Regions from separate parts of the Homo sapiens genome. Here region 2 is linked to region 1. Evidence: chromatin contacts called from ENCODE Hi-C data. All regions are on one chromosome and are shown on one strand. The core of a region is the stretch at or near the end of the contact, and the rest is flanking DNA. Distances in the headings are between cores, read along the strand shown.

The links. Hi-C counts contacts between places; a loop is a spot of excess contacts on that map. Pooled maps may share reads with other maps.
Region 2: a map of PC-9 shows a loop between it and region 1 (2.3-fold over the local background). The contact joins the promoter of PDE11A here to the promoter of OSBPL6 in region 1. A Hi-C loop is called at or near these places in 1 of 168 maps with a recorded cell type or tissue (PC-9) and 3 of 50 pooled maps.

Annotation. Positions count from the first base shown.
Region 1 is chr2:178,193,148-178,195,847 of GRCh38, reverse strand. It overlaps OSBPL6 (oxysterol binding protein like 6), which reads right to left and starts at 1,336. Exons shown (of 25, transcript NM_032523.4): 1 at 1,174-1,336. RefSeq lists silencers at 352-646, 1,093-1,782.
Region 2 is chr2:178,071,402-178,074,121 of GRCh38, reverse strand. It overlaps PDE11A (phosphodiesterase 11A), which reads left to right and starts at 1,345. Exons shown (of 20, transcript NM_016953.4): 1 at 1,345-2,596. The coding sequence starts at 1,685.

The DNA.
Region 1 (2,700 bases), core at 87-2,586:
TTAAGAAAAGATGTCCAAGAAAATTATTTAGAAAAAAAAAATCACAACTGAATATAATAGACAATTGGCTAAACTTAGCCCAGCAATTTAAAAATGAAAGTTCCTATAGAAAAAACCTTACAGGATTTTGTGTCCAGAAGAGAGAAATAATCTGGCAACCCAGTGGGTTCACTTAGTTTCGTGTCATTTGCTTCATGTCCATTATGTAATGCTTCCCCTAGCTTTAGGTCTCTATGTTTAAGCAACCGTTCAGGTATATCATAGAATTGTCACAAAATCAGTATCTGGTTATAACTTTCAAAAACAGCTTAAAAGGTGCCTTGCAGATGTGTCTATACGCAGCAGAAGCTTTGGGGAGAAAATCCGCTTGTGTCATTACTTCTCCAGGCTTTCTCCTCAGGTCTCCCATTCCCTCCTCCCCCAGCATCCCCGGCGACACGATCTGCGGGCAGCTCCCGGCTTGATGCAGGGGAAGCACGTCTTGACTGCAATGCAAACGCTGTCCCGGTCTGAACCAGGGAAGGCAGACTTGGCCCTGGCCGGGGGAGTGGACGGAGGCTGCCGGGAGGGCTGCAGGGGCGCCAGCAGCGGGTGGGCAGGGGTGCCCCGCGAGGGCAGTCCGCAGTGCACGCGCACAATAAAACCCAATGCACAACTTCCCCAGCCGCTCCTCTCGGCTTCCCCGATTCCCTGAAAGGTGCGGCGTAGGCGTTAGCTCTCGCGGGCGCGGGCGCTCTCACCCGCGCCGGTTCGGTTTTCCGCTGACAATTACATCAGTCCTTCTCCCTGCCCCTGCTTCAATCCCCAGGCAGCCTGCGGGGAGCAGGGGCGCCGGCCCGCGCGAGGGAATGCGAGCGCTAGTGGCAGGCGGCCGGAATTCCCTGGCAACGAGGGGGAGGGAGGGCGGCAAACCGGGACCGCGATACAGACGCCCCCTCCCATCCCGGCCGCGAGAATGGGCTGACACCGCCGCCCCCACTTCCCTGTAGCCCGGGCTATCGGCCGGGGGCGCCTCCAGGGGGACGGCGATGTCCTGGGGACCCGAAGCTGCGGCTGCCCACCCACGCGTCCCTCGGGGTCCTCGGCCCGCCGGAGGCGCACAATGCCCCCGGGCCGCGATGCGGGCACCTTGGCGCCCGCCCCAAGCAATCCCTTTGCAGCTAGGACACCTACCTGGAGGGCGAGCGGTGGCGCCGCGGACTCTGCGGCGGCTGCGCGGCTGCGACGGGAGGCAGGAGGCGGAGAGCCGGCCCCGGCAGGCGGACTGGCGCGCGGGCTAGTGGAGGAGAGGAGGCATGGGCGCCGCCTGCACCGAGCCGCGATCTCCAGCACCGACAGCGGCGGCGGCGACCGTGCTGCGCCTCCAGTGGTCCGCTGCGCTGCAGCCCCTCCTCTCCCACGGGCGGGGCGCGCTGGCGGGGCGGCGCTCCGGGTTCCCCGCCCCCGGCTCCCGCCCGTCCGCCCGGCTGGAGTGGAGCGGCAAGCGGCTGGGGCTCATGCTGCGCACCCGCCCTACCGGGCGCCCCTCCCTGCGCCGCCAGATGGGCTAAGGACCCGGCGCCCTGCGCCCTGGTCACGCGGGGTCCCACAGCCAGGGCTCTCCCCTGGCCCGGCCTCCGTGGGAACCCGTGGTGTCCCGAGATCACCCGCAGTGGAAACCCCGAGTTGCCATCCGCGGGCCTGCGCGCAGTAGCGGAGCCCTCGCCCCGCGCAGTCCGGCGGAGGTGAGCCGGCCGCGCTCGGGAGGGTTGCCCAGAACGGCTCCAGCGCTCGGCCCAGGAGCGCCGCAGCCGGGAGCACTGCGGGAGACCGAATTCCGAAAGGAACGGCTGCCTGGCGGCCTCCGCTCGGGGCTGCCAAACCCATGTCCCTGGGCGCCCTTCTGAGGTCGTCATTTCATACACTTACGCGACTGTGCGTGCCTGCTCCCGTCCCTGACTCGCTCGGGAGCAAAAACTTCCCGGGCCCAGAGAAACACCTGGGTTCTGCGAAAGGAAGAGCCGGTTCCTTCAAGCCCCTGGCAAAGCCGATCAAAGTCAGTCAGTCCCGCCTCACTACAACCCTTCCACACCCTTAAACCCTTCCACACTCCAAGCCACTCCCGGCCTGCGTTCGGTGTGCAGATTAATCTAAAGGCAAATTTGCTGGGAGGGACGGGGTAATGTAAATATTTGTACAGACATTCTGTAAACGAGTGACTGCGGACATGTCAATATTTCAAGACATTTGTGTCATCATCATCTGGGGGTGGGAGGCGGAGGGGGAGTCCAGAGGACATCGACTGGACTTAATGGGAGCTATTACAGAACATGCTGGGGTGCCTTCAAAAATGGAAGATATTGCTTACTAATGAGGCAACTGTGATGGCATTTCATTGTGCCCTGTGCTGACAAAATGATTTGCTATGAAACATAGTCGACTTTATGCACTCCTTCCCACATGCAGTTTCTCTTGAATCTCCAATCTCACCTGTTGGATTAGCTTTTTCCATCTAGACTAGCAATGTTCTCATGTCCTCTGGTCACAAAATAATAGATGCGGGACCCTGCGACAATGGCAGTTTGTCCTTCATTCCTTTGCTGTGAAGACAGGCTCCTCAAGGGAGCAGCTGGGATGCTGACCTCTGCTTCATCACAGCCACCCTTTCTACTTACTCCTTCTGAGTTCCATTAACAGAAACTCTACTGAAATGGCTTTCTC
Region 2 (2,720 bases), core at 96-2,595, 120 kb after region 1:
GAGTGGCTTCTTTCATTTTGCATGATGTTTTTAAGCTTCATTCGAGTACTAGCACGTGTCAGTGCTTTATTCCATTTTATGATTGAATAATATTCCATTGTATGGAGTTATCACATTTTATTTGTCTGTTCCTCAGCTGATGGACATTTGGATTATTTCCACTGCATATCCGTAAATGTTTAACAATTAGCAGTCCATTAAAAAAAAAAAAACCCTGACACATAACATTTGCTGATTTCCATGGTGTAAACATTCCCGTTGTGACTGATTGCAAACTCCATGATGTGACTGAATACAGAATTGGAAAGAGATTTTAAAATAGGCACTTGTGAGTCCTTACAAGCCAGTTTCAACATATCACTAACCATCTTTACTGATAGATCACTCAAGTGACCAGAGACATAGCTACATTCAGTAAAGTTTCCATACATCGTCACCTTAGAATAATAATAATAACAAAAGTAATACAACAGCTAACATTTACTGAGCACTTTTTATGTGCCAGGCACTATGCTAAACGTTGTTTTTTTTCTTTTTAAATCTTGATCACCACTCACCTTCTTGGAAACCAGCAGCTCCAAATTACCAGGATTCTATGCTTGGTTTACTGTCTCCTAGCTGGTCTCCCTGCTGTTAATTAAATACTCCAGACTCTTCAGCACTTACTTCCTCTACCTGGTAAACTCTTTTTCTGTACTGTGTTTTACACCCTTTCTCTGTGTAATCTGTCTCTGCCCCAGGTACATGAATTTGGTTAAAGTCATGAATTGCTCACATCGGAAACTTTATTTGCTATTTTCGGGGAAATGCCATTCCATTAATATTTACTGAGCACCCACAAGGCGCTGGGCAGTGTTAGTGAGCAAGTCCCAGGAATCCTGGGAACCAACAATCCACAGTCACATCCCAGAAAAATAACCCTGCCTGTCTCTGAGGGTGAACGACACTCTCGATTCCTCGGAGTCCGCTTCTGTGTTCAGATCCCTGCAAAACATCAACACTTGTATCTCGGACTCCCACTGGGCTCCCGCTGGGCCTCCTCGAAACGCTAACGGATTAAGGGGCGCGGTGAGTAGGGAGGGTTGGGGAGGTAAGGGAGCAAGAAGCGGGGAAGGAACAAGGTGCGTTTCCCTCTTCTAATCGTGTTCCAATCAGGAGTCCTGTACCCAGGCGCCGATTCCGGCCGTCCAGAGACTCTTCCAGGAACCGCCTGGCAGCCTGGGCCGTGGACTTTGGCTGGTCTGGCGTCCGCGGCTCCCTCCTCTTCTCTCCTCCCTCCAGGCTCCGTGCCTCACTCAGGGGCGTGTCCTGCCCTACCTCCCTGTCACAGCGGTCCACTCATCCGGTTACAGCAGCAGTTCCAGCAGCAGCGGCGGCAGCCAGAACAGGAGCAGCGATAGCTCGGGTTTCCGGAACAGGAGCCGGGGCAGCGGCGGCAGCTCAGTGCTGGGCACCTGTGCGGAGCAGGAGTAGCAGGACCACGGGGTGGGGTCGGCGCCAGCCACTCTGAGCCAGAGAAGGAAGGGGCATCTCCCAGATTCCACTGCTGGGAATAATCTCCAGGGGAGGTGGCGCTGAACTGGGAATACTGGTGGGGGTGAACATGTGCAGGAACAGCTAGAGGCCTCGGGGCAGGAAAACATTTGGTTCACGTGTAAACAGGCAAGGAAAGCTGTCTGGGACCATGGCAGCCTCCCGCCTGGACTTTGGGGAGGTGGAAACTTTCCTGGACAGGCACCCAGAGTTGTTTGAAGATTACTTGATGCGGAAGGGGAAGCAGGAGATGGTTGAAAAGTGGCTGCAGAGGCACAGTCAGGGTCAGGGGGCTTTAGGTCCAAGGCCCTCTTTGGCTGGTACCAGCAGCTTGGCTCACAGCACCTGCAGAGGTGGCAGCAGCGTTGGTGGTGGCACTGGACCAAATGGCTCTGCCCACAGCCAGCCCCTTCCCGGTGGCGGGGACTGTGGTGGGGTTCCCTTGAGTCCCAGCTGGGCCGGTGGCAGCAGGGGCGATGGGAACCTGCAGCGGAGAGCTTCTCAGAAAGAGCTAAGGAAGAGTTTTGCCCGCTCCAAGGCCATCCACGTGAACAGGACCTACGATGAACAGGTGACCTCCCGGGCTCAGGAACCCCTGAGTAGTGTACGACGGAGGGCACTTCTCCGGAAGGCAAGCTCCCTGCCCCCCACCACAGCCCATATTCTCAGTGCGCTGCTGGAATCGAGAGTGAATCTGCCTCGGTATCCCCCTACAGCCATCGACTACAAGTGCCATCTGAAAAAGCATAATGAGCGTCAGTTCTTTCTGGAATTGGTCAAAGATATCTCCAATGACCTTGACCTCACCAGCCTGAGCTACAAGATTCTCATCTTTGTCTGCCTTATGGTGGATGCTGACCGCTGCTCTCTTTTCCTGGTGGAAGGGGCAGCTGCTGGCAAGAAGACCTTGGTCTCCAAATTCTTTGATGTGCATGCAGGAACACCTCTGCTGCCTTGCAGCAGCACAGAGAACTCAAATGAGGTGCAGGTCCCCTGGGGCAAAGGTATCATTGGCTATGTCGGGGAGCATGGAGAAACGGTCAACATTCCTGATGCCTACCAGGTAGGACTTTGCATTGTCCCCTTCTCCCAGAGCCCCATTGGCTTGGGAGATAAGCCTTCGGTTATCATCTGGCATCCAGGAACACATTAATTTAGGCTCTTTACAATACAAATTTTGCTATTTA